4 separate regions of the Mus musculus genome follow, and regions 1, 3 and 4 are each linked to region 2. The links are chromatin contacts, found by Hi-C or POLR2A ChIA-PET in ENCODE. All regions are on one chromosome and are shown on one strand. The core of a region is the stretch at or near the end of the contact, and the rest is flanking DNA. Distances in the headings are between cores, read along the strand shown. Region 1 overlaps Lpp (LIM domain containing preferred translocation partner in lipoma). Region 2 holds the start of Bcl6 (B cell leukemia/lymphoma 6). Region 3 overlaps Lpp (LIM domain containing preferred translocation partner in lipoma). Region 4 overlaps Lpp (LIM domain containing preferred translocation partner in lipoma).

Region 1 (3,017 bases), core at 202-2,701, 970 kb before region 2:
CACCAAAGGCAAACAAGATTTTCTCTAGTTCACACTTACTGCTAATCAGTAAGTTTCTTCTAGCTCCCTGTAGTGGCCATCCCACAAAATGCCTTGGCTCATCATTAGCATCCTGCCGTCCCAGAACACCTCACAAATATATAATTTGGGGCTTCTTGTCCCTTTTCACATTATTTAGCAGGATGCTGTCACTAGGAAGATGTTTTTTCCCAGTATTACTCTCATTGATGAAGATGTCACATCCAGGACCCTAATGACATCCTTTCGTCTGTGTTCCCTAGCCCCAATCCAATCACTGGGTGCCTTCCGAAGTGCCAAACTTGTGGTGGCAAATGGTTCAAGAAGACCAGATGAACACAAGTGAAAAGCCACTGTTCATTGCTTCTGTGCTGCACCTCTGCCTTTGAGAGCAGAAAATGAATACACAGTGATGGAAAAGGAGGGTCTGGCCTGGACCTCAGACACTGATTCTCATGTCATGCTGTCTAAGGCCCACCTCTCATCATTCTTGCCAGTGGCAGCCTGTATCATTATTTGTTTCTAGGCATTGAAGACTAATACGTTATCAGCCTCTATAACAGCATGCAATCATAACAGGCCTGCAAAAAGTATTTGTTGTATGGAGAAGAAAATGAACTGCATTAAATAAAGTAACATCTTAGGTGTGTTTTAGTCTTAGGATTAATTGTTTTCATCTCAGCAAGAGGGTATCTCTCAAAAAAATGTTAAAACCTCCCCTAAGAGCATAAATGATCTGAAATTATTCATACACACAGTCAGTAGGGCAACACCCTTTTGCTTAACGCCATCTGATTATCAATGGTAATTGACCCATCTAGGGGAACATTCTAAAATGTGAGTTTAAGCAAAGCTCTTTCCAGCTATGTGTATACACAGTAATGACCACCTGTGTGCACATTGCAGATCAGAATTAAACCACCCTGAATCATCCATTAGAATCATGATATGCGAGCAGAGACTAGAAATGTTCTTAGTACCATTCTGCTCACGTGCCTGTTTTCTGAAACCCAGGACTGCGTGGTGCTTATTTTCTTCCTGATGTGTAGATTGCAATTATTTCCTACACTACAGCCATGAGAGGTCTGAGCCAACCACCAGGGTCATGGAAGATTTCTCCTTGTTCATATGCATGTGACAGAGAAGCTTCTTTGAACCAAACTTGATCTCTTTCAAAAGAGTTAGAGTTAAGCCTCTAACTCTTGGGAGTGGCAGTGGGAACAGCCAGAGGGCGGTGAGCTACCTCTGATCCTCTAGAGATCATTTGAGCACATTTGGCAATCACTTGGCTTCTGTTGAAAACAAGTCCTTCTAATTACACTTCTGCCAATGGAAGACAAAAAGGCAGCACTTGGGCTTAGAAAGGTCACGGTGACATGCCAGTGTCAGGGCTGTGATTGTGGTTTCCTATTGAGTACAGGCCCGCTGATGGGAGAGCCACACACCCGGCTGAGGAACCCATTCACGGGAATGGAATCTCAACAGGCTGCAGAGCGATTTGCTGTTCTCCTAAACGGTATCTCGCCTGTAATAATTTTTGACACTAGAAATAAAATACTAACACGTTTTGGTTCTTCTTTCTGTACTCTGCACTACATTTAGATGAGCTAGGTAGGAAAGGCTCAGTGAATGCAGGGTTTCTTCCATGCTACAGGGTTTTCCAACTGCCTCAAAGACAAAGGAGGCAGAACATACAGATGTTTGCTCCTTGCTGCACAGAGTTGTGGACTAACTCCTTTGGTGTCTCTGGAATGCAAATTTTCTTTCACAGTTTAGCAGTCTTTTTTGGATTTCAGCACAGTGAACTAACACTTTCCTGGATTCCAAGACCTCCAGAGAACCAGATGGATGAGAGGAACTGGGAAAAAGAACCCACACTGTTTGAAAAAGGTATGAATTTCTCACTCTGCATTTAGCCAAAAAGCTCTGAAAACTAGAAGAGCGAAATCACTTTTGGTTTGTTCAAATGCATGCCATCCCAGTTGTTGGTGGGGTGTAAGAAAAGAAAAGTCCAAAGTGATTTGGTGGTTTGGAGTCTGTGTTCAGTTTTAGCTGGGAAGCAGATTTTAACAGAGACGGTGTGTTTACTATCAAAGGAAAGAAAGTATAGAGGAGATTGCTCAAGAGATCATTCTGAGTGTCTGTGCTCTGACACGAGGGAAGGCTTTCGAAGGCCAGCTCTAAGTGGACAGTTTGGTCCTTCTGGATCCCTATGGGACCTTCCCTTTGCAGACAGGTATCCCATTCTCCAGTCTTCGCTCAGAAACCAACCCAAACTTCTCTGTGTTCTTGCTCTTCATTAATTGGGACCTCTGCTCTGAGATTTTCCTTTCCAAAGGTCAAGGGCGTACAGCTGTTACCTCTGTTACTGTTTTCTCCATTCTTCTGCCCTTTCACACAGCGGTCCTGTATTCTTTAAGGCAGTGACCTGCATAGAGTGTTACCTCTTTACATGAAATCTACAAAGAGGGATACAGCAAAATGTACTCCATCATCCTTTGTGACACGTGCTGAAGAGCTGGGCTACTGAGACAGACCTAGTCAATGGAGTCTTGTGGCTCTGGATGACTCTCTGCAGCACACACAAAATGCTTTTCTCTTGAATTGCCACAGGATGGTTCTACATCAGTGTTATTACATTGAAGAGTCCACCTTTAGTTGGGGCACATCAATGAGAAGCCCTACTTGTTCCAAGGTAGCTGATCAGTAGTCCAGGCCTCTGAGAGGCCTCAGTTCAGAACACTCAGCACTGTCTATGACCTAGAGCTTCCTGGCTGAGAGACTACCAGACCCCTGACCAACTGGATATAGGAGGGAAAAAGATTGCTTTGTGACCAAAAATTTTTTTTTTTATCAAGCAGTTATGGTGGCTGTCATATTAAGACAGCATAGCTTCCATATATGTAAAAGCTGTTCAAAGTTAGACATTTAAACTTATTTTATGTTGGTGGCACTAGATATGTTTCACAAAACACAGTAGAAATTGTTTGGTAAATACC
Region 2 (2,816 bases), core at 252-2,751:
CTCCAAACACTTTGAGTTCATTCTAGTTCTTAAGGAATCTGAATATTATTTAGCTCACACCCTTCTTGCAAGAGACAGACATAAAAGAAACAAGAGTCTCACTCATCCAGGGATGAGTAGGAGGGCAAAAACCCCGACCAACATTTAAATAAGGAAACTGCAGCTATGAACACATAACCCAGGGCCCACCGTGAAAGGAGTCTGCCCTGTATTCACCTTTTAAAATAAAGGAAGAAAGAAGGGAAAGAAAGATTCCGCTCCTCTCCTCCCCTCAGCTCTGCTCCAAAGCCTAGAGGACCCGGCTGCGAGCAGTGCGCCTAGTGTAGCACAGCCTGTACTCAATACGCGCAGTATCTGTGATCCTGGCAGCCAGGCCTTTAGAATTCCCTCAGGCTGATCCCTTCAACACATACTGAAGAGATTTTTTTTCCTTTCTCCCGACGACCTTGAAACGAACCCAGTGGGGGTTTAAAAAAAAGGGTGGGGGGAATGTTCAAGACCTTAAGAAAATAGCAAAATACAAACATGTATTTGGCTTCACAGAATGTTGTAACAGGCAAACATTACACGTACCCACACACACATTTCTAGCATCAAGAAATTTCCTGAGAGTCAACAGTAACAGAGTAAACCCACCACTCGCTGTCCTGGAAAGAAACAAACCAAACCAATCCAAATCCTTTTACATCTCTTTCAAGTGCAGGAAAGCTTCAGCAAAAGTCCAAGAGGAAAAGGAAATTGTACCAAGGGCGGCTGGGGGGCGGGCGGGGGGGGCGGGCGGGGAGCGGTGGTGGTGTTGGAGGTTGGGGCTGTCATATGTGGCCAAAAATGTAAGCTTCTGTCAATGGTATTAGGTTGAAATATTGCACCTTTAGAGAGAGAGAGAGATAGAGAGAGAGAGAGAGAGAAAGCGAGAACGCAGGGAGACAATAAAACCAACGAATGACAGTCCCGACGATTTACATAACACCACAAACTTGCAAAAGGCAAAAATCAGAAGCGGAAAAAAAACCCCACCTAAATCATTAAAATACAACAGGAGCATCCCAAGCCACCATCCCCAAAGGACCCCCCCCCCGCCCCAACATAATTGTCCCAAATAAAAAGAAAACAAATGAACCCACCGAAAACTGCTTGGCAAATATTTTTCTCGTGGTGCCTAATACTCTAGCTGGAAGGAGCTGTGGTATTTATTGTTTTCTCCCTCCCTCGTCTCTCTAAACCTGCCTCTAACACACTTGTTCTAACGGCTCAACTCTCTCGCTCCCTTTTGTGTATTTAGCTCGAGGAGCCGAGTTTATGGGTAGGAGAGGAAGAATTAGCCCCAGACCCCGGGAAAGCAAAGCGCACTCTCCCTCTTATGTCACCGAATAGCAAATTAGTTCTCAGAATTCCAGAGGCCGAGCTTTGCTACAGCGAAGACGCCGACGTCACGGAGCCCACGTGACGGCGGCGGAGCGGGCGGTTCCATCGGTGGCCCGGGGCAGGGAGGGTCGCCTTGTAGCCGCGCGCGCCCGCCTCGGGACCCCCGGTGTTCCGGGCGGCGGTGCTGCGGGAACCACGATCCGCACTATAGGGCGGCGAGCGGCGCGGCCCCGAGGCATTCTGCCGGCCGGGAGGGCGCTGCGGAGCGCGCCGCTGCCACCGAGTCCTCCCCTGCTGCGGAGCAATGGTAAAGCCCGCAGCTCAAATTCCGAGAATTGAGCTCTGTTGATTCTTAGAACTGGGGTTCTTAGAAGTGGTGATGCAAGAAGTTTCTAGGAAAGGCCGGACACCAGGTGATTATTGCTGTTGCTGCCGCCGCCGCTGCCGCTGCCGCCGCCGCCGCTGTTGCCGCTGGTGCCGCTGCCGCCGCCGCTGCTCATGATCATTATTTTACCTTTTAATTCTTTTTTTTTCCGCTTTTGCCAAATGCTTTGGCTCCAAGTTTCCTATGTGTATCTATTGATATAAATGTATCTATTTATTGATTCTAGCTGTCAGGTGTTAAAATAAATGCCGAAGATCAGCCCCACGTCTCTCCCACTGTAGGATCTAGCTTTTCGCATACGTATTCTTCTTCTTCTTCTTCTTCTTCTTCTTCTTCTTCTTTTTTTTTTTTTTTTTTTTTTTTTTTTGCTGTCTTGGAGCGCCTCGGCCGCCTCGGGGAGGCTGTGCCGCCCTGCCCGGTGTTGTTTCGGTGTTTGGAGACGCAGGGGCGCGGGGCGGCGGGCGCTGGGTTGCGCGGCCTGGGAGGGCGGACCGCGGCGGCCCCGCCGGCTTCGCGCGGCTTGGCTTGCTTTCTCTGCTCGCTTGCAAACTGCCTTCCCCGCCGCTGCCTCCCTCCCCGCTCAGTTCTCCCGGTGCCCGCGTTGGCGGCCGTCCACCGGCCCCGGCCCCGGCCCCGGCCCCGCACAGTCCCTGCCTTGCACCCGAGCCGGGAGTCAGCGGGGGGAATGCAAGCCAACTCCTCGGCTGGTTGTTTTATTTTCCCTTTTCTTTTTGGTCATAAAGCCAGATGAAGTATCGTGTCTGCAGTTTCCTTTGAGAGCCGTGATCTTCCCAAGGAGAGACAGTGTTTTGGGAAGGCTTCGCTTGCACGGGGGGCGGGGACGTTGAATACTTTGAAAATTACTCTTTCTTGGTTGGAGTCGAGGCAGTCGGGAACCCGGGTGCGCTCGGTCTGCCCAGCCCGAGGAAGGAGGCTTGAAGGCGGGACAGGGATTTTGGGGGAGGGTGGGAGAGGGGTGCGCGGTTTTTTTGTTTTTTGTTTTTTGTTTTTTTTGCACCTGCGGCGCTTTCAGCGTGCGGGACCCGGGGGGGTCTTGGCCAGCCAG
Region 3 (2,924 bases), core at 67-2,566, 580 kb before region 2:
AGTCTTAATAAAATCTAAATTGGTCAAAATACTTTTCCCCCAAATCTACATTTGCCAATTTTTAGCAGCAATTAATAAAATTATTGAGACCTCATGTGAATCTCACTAAATTCAATTCAACAAAAATGTACTGTAATGCTTGACCTGTTGGTTTCAGTCTCTATTTTATGCCATGACTGAAAGACAAGGGAGGAAAGAAAAAAGGAAAAGTCATCTAAAGTCACAATGTTGGTCCCTAAGGACTTGAACTCATTCACATGTGACAGTGAGCTTTTAGAAGATGAGGATGTATGCAATAAAGTACCCCAAAAAGCCTAGTCCTGGCAATGAATGGCTTCTGTGCAGCTTAATGATGTTGGACATGGAAACAGGAAAAGGCTCATATAAGAGAACAAGCTGTTAATTTTCTAACTAGGGAAGTGGGATATGGTAGGAAAGCCCTGCCCTAAAAGCTCTGTCAGGGGTTCTGGGTACAGCTCAGTACCTCTGGGACCCACTCTGAGTTCATTACTCCTCATCTTTGTCCATCTGTGATGAGCTAACAGAATAACTCATACCATGCAAGTTAGAAAGAATGGAGGTTTATCTTAATCAACCTTTGAAAGTCCAAGACCACTGTAGCAGCATCTGATGAAGGACTTTAGGCTATTCCAACCCATGAGAGAAGGCAGAAGGGCAAGAGAAGACTACAGCAAGTGAGCTCTTGTTATGATAACCACATTTTGGAATAACTGTCCTGCTCCCATGGTAACCGCATTGATGATGACAGAGCCTTTATATTCTAATGACCTTTTATAAGGCCCTACCTGCCAACCCTGCTCCATTGGAATTATGCTTCAAACTCATCAACCTGGAGGCACACATTTAAGCTCTAACACCTTGCTGCATTTCTTTCTCTGCACTGAGCTACCATTCCTTTTTGGTGCCTTCTCTGACCACTTCCAGGATCAATGTTGTCCCAACCCTGCTCCACTCAAGCCTTCTGAGCTGAAAGAGAAAGCAAGGTGGGGCTCAATTTGACAAGATGAAATATCATCTGACTGGGAAGCAGGCCTCAAGCCACTCACTTTCAGTGGCATATCTACATAGCAGTGCTAGAAGACACTGTATAGCTCTTCTTACTCGTAAACTTTCAATGCCTGTGTCCTACAGTTTCCAAGTGACAACTGGGGGCTCAGCAGTCAAACCGATCCTGAAGAGGATCTGACATGACCACATCAACAGTTTCTATTGTGGGGAAGGTCAGGGACTCCTTCAGAAAATAGCTGATCTAAACAGAGCCCAAGGAGTGTCATGGTAACACTGCTCGCAAGCTGCCAGAGGTAGGGAGGAAGCACAGCCAATATGCCTGTGCAGCTGCCACATTTCAGAGCAGCACTCAAACCTCGTTAATATCATCTTGCTTAATACCGAGTTCCATAGATCATAAGCTATTTTTACTATGGGCTTAACAGATTTGTGAATTGTCTCTCTGCCAACACTTCCACAGTCCCATATAGAAGACAGTGCTATCTGAGAGCTTCGGGACCTTGGGCTACTTGGATGGAAGAAGCAAAAGAAACAGAAGGGAACCGGATACTAAGGGGCAAAGATTCTCACTAGGACCAATAGCAAGGAAAGCAGAGTACACAGGAAGAGCATGTGAAAGTGCACTGCACACTTCTCAGGAAACAATCATGCTGTTCCTCTCCAAAGACTCAACGATACACATGGGCAATAAGCTGGGAGAGCTCGGTCCTCTGCCTGCTCACCGTGGGCCCTCCTGTCTCAGTTCTGATCACAAGCTCTTCCAGTTGACGCATCTCCATTATCCTCACCTCTTATAACAGGCATGCATAGCCCAGCAAGCCTTGCACCTGCTTTGTAAAAGGGAAACACCTAGACACCATATATTACTGCTTAATATCCACAAGTGAGAGCTTTTGTGAAATGTCCTATTGCTAAGCAACGGACTCCCTCACTTGTACGGGAATAGGAACTCGAGCTTTTTGGTAAGAGCAGCCTGCACAGAACCTGGCACACACATCAGATCCCCATGACTGCTGTCTTGTGTCCATCTATAAGAGCCAGCATAGAAGCCACCTTATTCCTAATGGCCTCTCAAAGAAACAAAGGAGGCCTGCTGAGTGCTATACTGTGACTCCAAAACTCTCTCTCTCTCTCTCTCTAAGGCTTGGTCAGATGGGGGCAAGGACATCAGGCCTGTAAATAACTAGACAGGTAAAGCAGGAGGTTTCTACACTACACAGAATATTTGAAGCCCTTTGGGGGTTCTGAAACCCAATAAGCATGGAAGCATCATACCGAGCTCAGATACAAGCAACAGCAGTTTTATATTCACTATTATTCACTATTGAAGAATACAATTCTATGTGCTGTTTTGTTGAAACTCTGTCTAGTGAACTGTGCCAGGAAATTCAGGGAGAAGAAACAACAAAGGCATAACAACACAAAATAAAGTGTACTTATAAAACAAAGTTGCACCAGGTGTAATGATATGTGTTTTTAATCTCAGCTACTCAGGTGCCTAGGACAGGAAGGTTACTTGAGTCTAGAACTTCAAGAAATCTCTACAAAGTTAAACAAAATAAGAACATTAAATTCTAAGACTGATTCTAAAAGTAAGTGGCATACAGGGCTTCCCTGGACAGAAAAATAGGTTCTGGTCCTTTGGACAGGAAGGAAATAAAGACAGGCAGAAAAATGAAGCAGGGCTTGGAGGTTGGTGAGGGGATGTTTGTAAAAGCTAGACCCCTGCAGCAGAAAGGCTATCAGTCTCAGAGTCTGTTGAATATAGTGGCTTCATGTCATAGGTTACTTTACCATTCCATGTTTCCTGCAGTGAAGGCCAGGCAAGTAACCGTGCACCCACCAGTCACTGAGAAGTTTTGCAGAAAGAGAAATAGTGATGAGCAATCCCTGTA
Region 4 (2,831 bases), core at 43-2,542, 940 kb before region 2:
GACTCGAGCAAAACGTCTCACTTACCACAGCCCACAGGAATCCCAACAGGGCTGGGTGCTGTTTTGGGGTTGGGAGTGGCAGTAGCAGCAGAAGTACTTGTAAAATGGAAGAAGGTGTGAGATGCTTCAGGAAAAGGATGCACTCCCAGAGGCAGGAAGAACGGGATACTTGGCATCTTGATTAAGACGGCTGCAGAAGAGGATCCGGCATGATGTACTCACTTGAACACATCTATCCTACAGAGCTAAGTGCTTTAACAGCCCTTCAGGAGTCTGGAGCTGGATTCTGCATTCAAAGCTATGCGCCGGCTCGATTCAGGTCTTGCTCTGAAAGGTTATCTGTCAGGTGATTACTAACAGTGCTGAGTAGTTTGTACAAAGGTTTGATAAGGCTGCAGAACACCATGGACACTGACTGGAAGCAGGAGAACTGCCCCCGTGTCCAGATTTCCTGCTTTGGCTGCCAGTGCTGGTATTGAAGGCACTCTAGTAAGCTACCATGACGTGAAGGGATGACCGAAGAGGGCCTATTGGTACTGACCTAGAAATAGGGTCTATGTAAAAAACAGGCCTGCCCTTTGTAGGAGCCAGATATCCCCTTGACAACTTATAACCAATAATTTGTACGCAAAACTTAAGAAGGATTTCTTCCTTTTCAAAACAACCAGGATACAAGATTTTTACAGCAATCAGGAAGAGAAATTAGTTATTTCAAACAACTTGGTCTTCTTCTCCCAAACAGTAAGGTTTTGTTTTTGTTTTTTTGTTTTTTTTTATGTGACTTATCAAGAAAATAGTCTACATGGCAGATGATTTCAGAAAACATGGGCAGAAAATAGGTATCAGGGTACGTTTCCCTAAGAACATGGACTTGAGTGAAGTACATATGGAAGGAGATACAAGCTCTACCGTAATTTAGGAAATGTGATTAAGAGAACCGAACAGGAAACCTTCCCAGAATACATCAAGAAGGTATTAAAACGCAGGATAAAAGCAAAGGCAAGTATCCATGCAGACTCTCACATCTGTACTTCCTAATTTCTTGAGAAAAGTCAACCACGGTCAGCAATTTTACACAGGCTGAGAAGAAAGCACGAAAAAAACCAAACGTGTGAGCCAGATATACTTTCATTTTTTTCCTTTTTAAAAGGTGCATGCCGATTCTCTGAATAGAAAGAAAATCTGACAAGTGACTTGTTGACACAAACACCCTCAGCGAGGAAAACTGCTTCCTTACTGTCTGCAGGAGCCTGCCTGCAGCCCAGTATTGGCTTAAGGTAGAGAAAGCAGCTAGTCTACACTGAACAGTTGCCAAGGGAACAGCCAGCATTTTATGGCATTATGGTCAGATTAGAAGGAAATAGACTGACCCTGTAATAATGCCAGGAGAAGACCAGCTGCTTTGGAAAATTACAATGTTTACCCAGGATCTTCTTTGAAAACACATGCAAAATAGCAGACAGTGCAGCGGACACTTAAACCCATAAAACAATTGTTTTTAATCAACAAATATTTCATGTAGTTTTAGCCCACGTGCTTAATGTTCCTTTCTTATATGGGATCAGAATCCTGTTATTTCAGCTCATGCAGTTCCAAGTCTAACCTTACAGTACTTCAACCAGTGGCCAAAGGGAATGAGTCTAAGTTAAGCATACAACTGGTTCTATAATACTCCAATCTCTCTCTCTCTCTCCCTCTCTCTCTCTCTCTGTCTCTGTCTCTCTTTCTTACCTCCCCTCTCTCTCTCCAGAATACTCTAGGGAGGAGAAACAAAATCTGGACCATCTGATCATGCCTACATTGTTTAAATGTGTTACTGCTATGCCAGGCAGTTATCCAGGTGGCCTAGAAGCTGGCTTTAATATAGGATGATGGGGATGGCTTTCAAATTAAGTCCAAAAGGCATAATAAAGCTTTGTTACCCAGATGGTAAATGACAGTACTTGGAGTACTGAATCCCAGTCAGCCCCATGGGTAAGCACTTATTTGGTGTCTGGATCTTTACAGATGCTCTATCCACAGTAGTGATTATTAAGCTGATATTCTTTCTGTGTGAGTCACTGAGAGGACGGATGTGTATTCTCTCATTTAATCATAAGCACTCAATATTATTTACAATTAATTATTACAATTAATCTCTATTATATAGATAAGAGGCCTGACACCCCTGGACAGGGTGAAGCAACTTGCCCAGTGATACCTGATTTAAAGTAGGGCAATCTTGTAGACTCTGCTTCCATCTAATTAATACAGTATCTCTCAAGGCTGATAAGTTAACGCAATGTAAGGCTCATCTTCTTCTGGTGGGCAAGAGATGAACTGTGCATTATTTGCTTGCTCGGAGCTTATATAGTAGGCTAACTTAAGTGCACGTGTGTAAGTGTGAATGAGAATGACAGAAGGTGCACTCATCCAAGACTGGATAAACACTGCAAAACAAGAGAAGAAAAAGTAGTTCATGAAACAACTCAAGGAAATTCTAATTCTACTTGACCCAAAAGAAACCTCTTAATGTACTTGAAGAGAAATACATGGGACAAACATATGGGAGCCTTTGGAAGGAATTTCAAGTATCCAAACAATGGGAAAGCTTAATAGCCTTAGACCGGTTTCCATGCTAGAATAGACTGCAACAAGTTTAAAGGTCCAAAAGAGAGAGAGATTTTATTATTCTCTCGGGCTACTATTTCTCCTGCATTTCTTTTTTAAATTAAGTTAGTGTCCTATAAATACAGATAAAGTGAAGACGTAAAGTTTCTTTCAACTTTCCTCTGTTTTTTGTGTTTTTCCCAGATACTAAATTTGTGCTTCTTTTGGGGCAACCTTCTCAT

Evidence for each region. A loop is a pair of places that touch in the nucleus more often than their neighbours do. ChIA-PET counts read pairs that join two places held with the same protein, here RNA polymerase II (POLR2A).
Region 1: a map of left cerebral cortex shows a loop between it and region 2 (4-fold over the local background). The contact joins the enhancer-like site here to the promoter of Bcl6 in region 2. A Hi-C loop is called at or near these places in 4 of 37 maps with a recorded cell type or tissue (heart and left cerebral cortex). POLR2A ChIA-PET finds 5 or more read pairs at or near these places in 1 of 5 experiments (embryonic stem cell).
Region 3: a map of heart shows a loop between it and region 2 (4-fold over the local background). The contact joins the enhancer-like site here to the promoter of Bcl6 in region 2. A Hi-C loop is called at or near these places in 5 of 37 maps with a recorded cell type or tissue (gastrocnemius and heart). POLR2A ChIA-PET finds 5 or more read pairs at or near these places in 1 of 5 experiments (Patski).
Region 4: a loop to region 2 is called in a map of adrenal gland, with 3 times the contacts of the local background. The contact joins the enhancer-like site here to the promoter of Bcl6 in region 2. A Hi-C loop is called at or near these places in 1 of 37 maps with a recorded cell type or tissue (adrenal gland). POLR2A ChIA-PET finds 5 or more read pairs at or near these places in 1 of 5 experiments (Patski).

What each region holds. Positions count from the first base shown.
Region 1 is chr16:24,959,930-24,962,946 of GRCm38, reverse strand. The region is part of intron 10 of Lpp (LIM domain containing preferred translocation partner in lipoma); the gene reads right to left. Among named protein-coding and RNA genes, the nearest start is that of Gm52245, 20 kb to the right of the region's middle. Within about 2 kb of position 1,451, at least 1 of the 3 ENCODE cell types and tissues checked has a DNase peak (open chromatin) inside an H3K27ac peak, as active enhancers do; it is heart, where a contact is called at or near this core.
Region 2 is chr16:23,987,537-23,990,352 of GRCm38, reverse strand. It overlaps Bcl6 (B cell leukemia/lymphoma 6), which reads left to right and starts at 1,501. Exons shown (of 10, transcript NM_009744.4): 1 at 1,501-1,778. It overlaps Gm31527 (a long non-coding RNA gene), which reads right to left and starts at 2,086. Exons shown (of 2, transcript XR_384770.3): 1 at 1,125-2,086.
Region 3 is chr16:24,568,286-24,571,209 of GRCm38, reverse strand. The region is part of intron 4 of Lpp (LIM domain containing preferred translocation partner in lipoma); the gene reads right to left. Among named protein-coding and RNA genes, the nearest start is that of Gm24440, 160 kb to the right of the region's middle. Within about 2 kb of position 1,316, at least 1 of the 3 ENCODE cell types and tissues checked has a DNase peak (open chromatin) inside an H3K27ac peak, as active enhancers do; it is gastrocnemius, where a contact is called at or near this core.
Region 4 is chr16:24,929,283-24,932,113 of GRCm38, reverse strand. The region is part of intron 10 of Lpp (LIM domain containing preferred translocation partner in lipoma); the gene reads right to left. Among named protein-coding and RNA genes, the nearest start is that of Gm52245, 11 kb to the left of the region's middle. Within about 2 kb of position 1,292, at least 1 of the 3 ENCODE cell types and tissues checked has a DNase peak (open chromatin) inside an H3K27ac peak, as active enhancers do.